3 separate regions of the Homo sapiens genome follow, and regions 2 and 3 are each linked to region 1. A link is a contact called in ENCODE Hi-C or POLR2A ChIA-PET data. All regions are on one chromosome and are shown on one strand. Each heading gives the region's core, a stretch centred on a gene start or an enhancer-like site at or near the end of the contact. The rest is flanking DNA. Distances are from core to core; before and after follow the strand shown.

Region 1 (2,700 bases), core at 58-2,557:
CTCAGCCTCCTGAGTAGCTGGGACTACAGGCGCCCACCACGACGCCCAGATAATTTTTTGTATTTTTGTAGAGACCGAATTTCACCATGTTGCCCAAGCTAGTCTGGAACGCCTGAGCTCAAGGGATCCGCCCACCTAGGCCTCCCAAAGTGCTGGGATTACGGGTGTGAGCCACTGGGCCGGCCCAATAACTTTCTTCAGTCTGAGCATGAGCACTGGAAGAAAAGCTCTCACTTGCATATATTTTTTTTTTAGAGACAGGGTCTCCCTCTGTCACCCAGGCTGAAGTGCAGTGGTGTAATCTCGGCTCACAGTAACCTCAACCTCCCGGGCTCCATCGCATATATATATATATATATACACACACATATATATAGTTTTTTATTTTTTAGACGGAGTCTTGGTCTGTCGCCCAGGCTAGAGTGCAGTGGCACGATCTCGGCTAACTGCAGCCTCTGCCTCCCGGGTTCAAGCAATTGTCTGCCTCTGCCTCAACCTCCCGAATAGCTGGTATTACATGTGCCCGCCACCACGCCCGGCTAATTTTTGCATTTTTAGTAGAGACGGGATTCACCATGCTGGCCAGGATGGTCTTGAATTCCCGACCTCGTGATCCACCTGTCTCGGCCTCCCAAAGTGCTGGGATTACAGGCGTGAGCCACCGCGCCCGGCCCGATCGCTTATATTTTTAAAAAGATGTTTTCTTGGTTTCCTAGCCCCTCGTACCCCCTACAAAGTTCCAAAGGCTTTGATGTTGTTGCAACGGCCATCAGAGGTCAAGCCGAGGGGTGCAGCTCCCTAATGCGGTGCAGCCTCAGACGGGGCCGATCCTGCCCAGGATGAGCGGCGCCAGGGGTGGGGGACGCTGCCGGCGTCCCCGGGACCTGGCTGGGGGAGGAGTTGGGGGGCGCACCTACACAGGCTCAGGTGACGCGAGTGTGCGGCAAGGGCTGTAGCCGGAGCTAGCGGACTTGTGGCCACTGAGGAGCTTCTGCCTGAACGTGCCCTCCAGGCGACAGCCGCTTGGTGCGCAGCGCCTGCTCGCTAAGCGTCAGGCCCTTGCTGCGCCCTACGCCGCAGGCTGGGAAGTAGCGCAGGCAGTAGTAGTACAGGCAGCGGTAAAGCTCCTCCTTGTAGCTTATTGGTGTCGGCGGCCTGGTCTGGGCCTGCGGACCCTAACCCACCGCCTGCTGACACTGACCGGCAGTCTGTGGCCATGCGTCTGCGCATGCGCTCTCCTGGAATACCCAGCCGCTGCGCCTCGAGTTCCGATTGGTTCTACAGAAGGGGCGGGCCTGTGAGATATCACAGGGGCGCGCCTCAGCTGACGTCACAGGCGCGGGCCTTCCGGCGTCGTAATAGCGCCGGCCTTCGGCGACGTCACAGTGGCGCTACAGTGCCTGGAGCTGCGCTGGTTTTTCCTCGGAGTGGAGCCTGGTAACCGCGACTTCCCCGCCATGTTCTGTGTGTTGCTGGCTGGAGAAGGGTGGTTGACAAACTCCGACCCAGCACAGTGTTTCTGTGGGTCAAAACTAGAAAACTATGTCCAGGCTCGGCCGAGGCGGAAGGATCCGTTCAGGCCAGGAGTTAAAGAGCTGCCTGGGCAACATGGCGCGACCCCATCTCTGTAGTCCCACCTCAGCTTCCCAGATACTTGAACCCCAAGGTTCAAGGCTGCAATGAGCTATGATCCCATCACAGCACTCCATCCTGCGAGACGGAGGTAAACCTTGTCTAAAAAAATAAACTATCCAAGTGTACAACAGGGAGGGACTGCTTAAAGAAAACATGATAATTGTATGTTCAAATACTTTTAACAAGTGCAAAATGTATAGGCTGAAATAAATAGGGCTGGCCGGGCACGTTGGCTCACGCCTGTAAATTCCAACATTTTGTGTGCTCGAGGCATTCCGATCAGTAGACATGGGTGAAACCCCATGTCTACTAAAAATATAAAAATTAGGCCAGGAACTTTGCATCGTTTTAGGGGGCTCGCATCTCCCTAAGGGCCCGGTAATTGAACCCCTTGGACCTGAGGGTGAGAAACCTTGGCTCAGTTCTTCCCAGGGTGATCAGCCCAGGGGTAAGCGAGGAGAGACCAGAAAACAGGACCCATGAGAAGGTCCCCCTCCTGGAGTTTGAGGCCCATTCCTTCTTGTCCCTGCGTCTCCTCTTTCCAGGACTCCTCCCTGCTCTGCCCCACTCCTGGGAGTGGGGTCATGGCCATGGGGGGCTGCTTTTGGGTACAGGCCCCAGCGGCAACCCTGGGCCCAAAGTGGGCAGGCTCACCTGGAGGGGATCAGAGTCACATGGCAAGACGCAAGGGGAAAAGCCGCGCTGGAACCGCACCTCTCTGCCCCCTGATGTCAGTGGGTGCACTCTTCCCTCACCTCACTCAGGCAGCGGCTTGAGTTCCATGGGAGCACTGTCCTGCTCCCTCTGCTGCCTCTTTTTAGTCTTGGGGCTACTATAACACTTTCCCTTCCCCAGCCCTGCCAACCTGGTGGGACATTGGGCTTCCCTCTTCCTGGGGACAGGCGGGTCCTGGGGACAAGCCTGTCCTGTATCATACCTGCAGCGAGACTCTTTTTTTCTCCAGGACCTGCGGAGCAGCCAGGCTTCATGAGTTAAATGCAGATCTGAACCATACCCAGTTGGGATTGGGGTACACACTCTACTCCTCTGAAAACTAGCTAGGGG
Region 2 (2,700 bases), core at 110-2,609, 720 kb after region 1:
CAGCTCCTGGCCTCAAGTTATCCTCCTGCCTCAGACTCTTAAGTAGTGGGGCCACAGGTGGACACAGGTACACCTGGCTTTTTTTGTTTGTTTTTTATAAACAGGGTTTCACTACATGGCCCAGGCTGGTCTCAAGCTCTGGAGTCTTGCTCTGTCGCCCAGACTGGGGTGCAGTGATGCTTCTCGGCTCACTGCAACCTCCGCCTCCTGGGTTCAAGAGACTCTCCTGTCTTAGCCTCCTGAGTAGCTGGGACTACAGGCATGCACCACCACGCCCGGCTAATTTTGTATTTTTAGTAGAGATGGGGTTTCTCCATGTTGGTCAGGCTGGTCTTGAACTCCCAACCTCAGGTGATCGGCCCGCCTCAGCTTCCCAAAGTGCTGAGATTACAGGTGTGAGCCACCGCGCCCAGCCTAATTTTTGTATTTTTTTGTAGAGACTGGGTTTCACCATATTGGCAAGGATGGTCTCAAACTCCTGACCTCAGGTGATCCACCCGCCTCGGCCTCCCAAAGTGTTGGGATTACAGGCGTGAGCCACCGCACTTTCTTATGTTATTAAATAGCCTAGCCCAGGAGGGTACGGTGGCTCACGCCTGTAATCCCAACAACTCTAAAGGCCAAGGTGAGAAGATCGCTTGAACCCAGGAGTTCGAGACCGGCCCGGGCAACATAGCAAGACCCCCCCCATCTCTACGGAAGATACAAAAATTAGGCCAAGCGTGCACCGCGCCTGGCTAATCTTTGTATCTTTCGTAGAGACGGGGTTGCGTCATGTTGTCCAGGCGCATCTCGAACTCCTGAACCCAAGCCATCCTCCTGCCTCGGCCTCCCAAAGTGCCGGGATAGCACGGCCCAGGGAGCCTCATGTGTTCTTTAAGCAGTCCCTCCCGGTTGTACACTTGGATAGTTTTCTTTTTTATTTTTTTATACAGGGTTTACCTCAGTCTCGCAGGCAGGAGTGCTGTGGTGAGATCACAGCTCATTGGAGCCTTGAATCTTGGGGTTCAAGTAGCTGGGAGGCTGAGGTTGGACTACAGAGGTGGGGTTGCGCCATATTGCTAGGCTGCTCTTGGCCTGAAGGAATCCTCCTTCCTGGGCCGTGCCCGGACACATAGTTTTCCATTTTTGACCGACATAAATACTGTGCTGGGTGGGAGTTTGTCAACTACCCCTTTCCAGCCAGCAACACACAGGAACTGGCGGGGAGGTCGCGGTTACCAGGCTCCACTCTGAGAAGACTGCCCAGCTCCAGGAACTGTACAGCCCTTGTGACGTGGCAGAAGGCCCGCCCCTGTGACGTCACCGAAGGCGCCCCCAAGATGTCGCAAAGGCCCGCCCCTCACGCAGAGCCAATCGGAACTCCAGGTGCTGGGTCTTCCAGGAGCGCGCCTGCGCGGGAGGGTGACCACAGGCGGCCGGGCGGGATGTCCTGTCCGCAGTCTTCAGCCCAGCCGCCGCCACCCATAAGCTATGAGGAGGAGTTTACGACCACCTGGACTACTACCACCTGCGTGACTTCCCGGCCTGCGGGGTCCGCGCAGCAAAGGCTTGACGCTGCTGGAGCAGGCGCTGCGCACCTACTGGCTGGCGCCTGGTAGGCACGAGCGCAGGGTCGCCCAGAAGCTCCTCAATGGCCTGAGCAAGTACCAGCCAGCGCCAGCTGCAGCCCTGGCCGCGCACTCGCCTCAGCTGAGCCTGGGTATGTGCACCCCCCAACACTTCCCCCAGCCATGTTCCGGGGACCTCGAGAGCGTCCCCCACCGCCCGGTGCCATTCGTGCTGGGCAGGGTCGGCCCCCTTTGAGGCTGCCCCGCGTTAGGGAGCTGCACCGCACCCCCCCAGCTTGACCTCTGACTGCCGTTGCAATAGTATTAAAGCCTTTGGAACTTTGTAGGTGGGTAGAAGGGGCTAGGAAACGAAGAAAACATCTTTTTAAAAATTTATATAAGGGACTGGCCGGGTGCGGTGGCTCACACCTGTAATCCCAGCACTTTAGGAGGCCGAGTGGGTGGATCACCAGGTCAGGAGTTGAAGACCAGCCTGGCCAGCATGGTGAAACCCCGTCTCTACTAAAAATACAAAAATTAGCTAGGGGTGGTGGCGGGCGCCTGTAATCCCAGCTACTCGGGAGGCTGAGGCAGAGAATTGCTTGAACCCGGGAGGTGGAGGTTGCAGTGAGCCGAGACCGCGCCATTGCACTCCAGCCTGGGCAACAAGAGCAAAACTCTGTCTCTAAATAAATAAATAAGATTTTCAAGGCGAGGCATGGTGGGTCACACCTAAATAAGTAAATAAATAAATAAAATGGATTTTCGGCTGGGCATGGTGGCTCACGCCTGTAATCCCAGCACTTTGGGAGGCCGAGGCGGGCGGTTCACGAGGTCAGGAGATCGAGACCATCCTGGCTAACACGGTGAAACCCCGTCTCTACTGAAAATACAAAAAAAAAAAAAAAATTACCCAGGCGTGATGGCGCGCGCCTGTAGTCCCAGCTACTGGGAAGGCTGAGGCAGGAGAATGGCGTGAACCCGGGAGGCATAGTTTGCAATGAGCCAAGACTGTGCCACTGCACTTCAGCCTGGGTGACAGTGAGACTCCGTCTCAAAAAAATAAATAAATTATAAAAAATGAAATAAAATGGATTTTCAAGGCCAGGCATAGTGGGTCACACCTATAATCCCAGCACTTTGGGAGGCC
Region 3 (2,700 bases), core at 90-2,589, 750 kb after region 1:
GCAGTTGTGCGATCTCCGCTCACTGCAGCCTCCACCTCCCGGGTTCACGTGATTCTCCTGCCTCAGCCTCCAGAGTACCTGGGATTACAGGCACCTGCCACCATTCCTGGCTAATTTTTGTATTTTTAGTAGAGATGGGGTTTCACTATGTTGGCCAGACTGGTCTGGAACTACTGACCTCAGGTGATCCGCCTGCCTTGGCCTCCCAAAGTGCTGGGATTACAGGCATGAGCCGCTGCGCCTGGCCTCATGTTTCCTTATGTTTAAATGCAGGTTACGGCCGGTCACGGTGGCTCACGCCTGTAATCCCAGGACTTTGGGAAGGCCAAGGCAGGCGGATCACATGATCAAGAGATCGAGACCATCCTGGCAAACATGGTGAAACCCCATCTCTACTAAAAATAGAAAAAATTAGCTGGGCCTGATGGCACGTGCCTGTAATCCCAGCTACTCAGGAGGCTGAGGCAGAAGAATCACTTGAACCCAAGAGGTGGAGGTTGCAGTGAGCAAAGATCGCACCACTGCACTCCAGCCTGGGCAACAGACTGAGATTCTGTCTCAAAAAAAAAAAAAAATGCAGGTTATTCATATTTGGCAAGAACGCCAGAGAAATTATGTGTCATTTCAAGGCATCGTAGGAAGAGTCACATGATGTCAGCAGTTTTTCCCATTCCTGGTGATGTTAACTTTGTTCACTTGGTTAATGTTTGCTAGATTGCTCTACTATAAAGTTGTTATTTTTTCTTTGTATTTAATAAGCATCTTGTGGGAAAATATGTGACTGTTCTGTTTTTCATCATAACAGTGCCTACTAATTTAAGCATCCATCGATGATTTTTTTTTTTTTTTTTGAGGCAGCGTCTCACTCTGTTGCCCAGGCTGGAGTGCAGTAGTGCAATCACACAGCTTACTGCAGCCTCAACCTCCTGGGCTCAGCCTCCTATCTCAGCCTCCTGAGTAGCTGAGACTACAGGCTTGCATCACTATGCCTGGCTAATTTAAAACGTGTGTGTGTGTGTGTGTGTGTGTGTGTGTGTGTGTGTGTGTGTGTGTGTAGAGATGTCATGCTTTGTTGCCTGGGTGAGTTTCAAACTCCTGGGCTCAAGCAGTCCTCCTGCCTCAGCCTCCCAAATTGCTGGGGTTACAGGCTTGAGCCACTGTACCCAGCCCATCAATAATTTTTGCCTGAAACAATTTTTATTGCGATCTTTGTGTTGAGAGTCCTCCATGGATCTGTTGTGTGCTTACATGTCTTGCTGGGTGTGCCAAGAATGCAAGGCCCAAGAATGCTCTTTATTTGGGCCTTTTCTCAGGGTTGTTTACACAGCTGGTAATCTTCAGAGACAAGTTAATGTTTCCTCTTGGACAAAGAGCAGGCTTGCCCACTGCTTGGTATAAAAACAATAGATTTCAGCCAGGCGTAGTGGCTCATGTCTATAATCCCAGCACTTTGATTTTTTTTTTTTTTTTGAGATGGAATTTCGCTCTTATTGCCCAGGCTGGAGTGCAATGGTGCGATCTTGGCACACTGCAACCTCCGCCTCCTGGGTTCAAGTGATTCTCCTGCCTCAGCCTCCTGAGTAGTTGGGATTACAGGCATGCAGCACCACACCCGGCTAATTTTGTATTTTTTAGTAGAGACGGGGTTTCTCCATATTGGTCAGGCTGGTCTCAATCTCCCGACCTCAGGTGATCCGCCCGCCTCAGCCTCTCAAAGTGCTGAGATTACAGGCATGAGCCTTGATTTTTTTTTCTCTTTTCTTTTTTTGAGATGGATTCTCACTCTGTTACCCGGGCTGGAGTGCAGTGGTGCGATCTCGGCTCACTGTAACCTCCGCCTTCTAGGTTCAAGTGATTCTTCTGCATCAGCCTCCAGGCACACGCCACCATGCCTGGCTAATTTTTGTATTTTTGTAGAGACAGGGCTTTGCCATGTTGGCCAGGCTGGTCTCGAACTCTTGACCTCAGGTGATTTACCCTCCTTGACCTCCCAAAGTGCTGGGATTGCAAGTGTGAGCCACCGTGCCCAGCCATCCAGCACTTTGGAAGGCCAAGTCAAGGATCCTTTGAGGCAAGGATTTCAAGACCAGCCTAGGCAACATGGTGAGACCCCATCTCTACAAAAATAAAACAATAAAACACCGAGGTGGGCAGATCACCTGAGGTTGAGAGTTCAAGACCAGCCCGACCAACATGGAGAAACCCCATCTCTACTAAAAAAATACAAAATTAGCTGGGCATGATGGCGCATGCCTGTAATCCCAGCTACTCGGGAGGCTGAGGAAGGAGAATCGCTTGAACCTGGGAGGCAGAGGTTGCGGTGAGCCGAGATTGCGCCATTGCACTCCAGGCTGGGCAACAAGAGCAAAACTCTGTCTCAAAAAAATAATAAAAAATAAAAATAAAAAAATATATAATAAAACAACAACAACAAAAACAATAGATTCCCTGAGCTGAGTGTTCCTCAGCTGTGATCCAAACCCACCATCTTTGAGGCATCCATCTGGGCCACGTTGTGTTACCCCATGGAAGTTGGAGGGAAAGGGGAACTGATGCAAATATCCTGCTGCCTACGCTGCTTGCCATGCTGTAAGCAATAAAGTCCTTTGTCTCTGACCCAGGAGTCTTGTTTGTTTGTTTGTTTCTTTCTTTCTTTCTTTTCTTTCTCTTTCTTTCTTTCTTTCTTTTTCTTTCTTTCCT

The links. Hi-C counts contacts between places; a loop is a spot of excess contacts on that map. ChIA-PET counts read pairs that join two places held with the same protein, here RNA polymerase II (POLR2A). Pooled maps may share reads with other maps.
Region 2: a loop to region 1 is called in a map of CD8-positive, alpha-beta T cell, with 5 times the contacts of the local background. The contact joins the promoter of LINC03006 here to the promoter of LINC03011 in region 1. A Hi-C loop is called at or near these places in 1 of 168 maps with a recorded cell type or tissue (CD8-positive, alpha-beta T cell), 1 of 37 single-sample maps with no recorded cell type and 10 of 50 pooled maps. POLR2A ChIA-PET finds 5 or more read pairs at or near these places in 1 of 52 experiments (WTC11).
Region 3: a map of CD4-positive, alpha-beta T cell shows a loop between it and region 1 (1.9-fold over the local background). The contact joins the enhancer-like site here to the promoter of LINC03011 in region 1. A Hi-C loop is called at or near these places in 8 of 168 maps with a recorded cell type or tissue (B cell, CD14-positive monocyte, CD4-positive, alpha-beta T cell and 4 more), 2 of 37 single-sample maps with no recorded cell type and 20 of 50 pooled maps. POLR2A ChIA-PET finds 5 or more read pairs at or near these places in 2 of 52 experiments (CD4-positive, alpha-beta memory T cell and naive thymus-derived CD4-positive, alpha-beta T cell).

Annotation. Positions count from the first base shown.
Region 1 is chr7:66,492,239-66,494,938 of GRCh38, reverse strand. It overlaps LINC03011 (long intergenic non-protein coding RNA 3011), which reads right to left and starts at 1,307. Exons shown (of 2, transcript NR_134573.1): 1 at 1,202-1,307. RefSeq lists an enhancer at 1,409-1,618.
Region 2 is chr7:65,769,469-65,772,168 of GRCh38, reverse strand. It overlaps LINC03006 (long intergenic non-protein coding RNA 3006), which reads left to right and starts at 1,359. Exons shown (of 8, transcript NR_038378.4): 1 at 1,359-1,702. RefSeq lists enhancers at 1,208-1,457, 1,704-2,326, 2,327-2,700.
Region 3 is chr7:65,744,455-65,747,154 of GRCh38, reverse strand. All of the region lies in intron 2 of LINC03006 (long intergenic non-protein coding RNA 3006), which reads left to right. Among named protein-coding and RNA genes, the nearest start is that of SNORA22, 9.7 kb to the left of the region's middle. Within about 2 kb of position 1,339, at least 8 of the 41 ENCODE cell types and tissues checked have a DNase peak (open chromatin) inside an H3K27ac peak, as active enhancers do.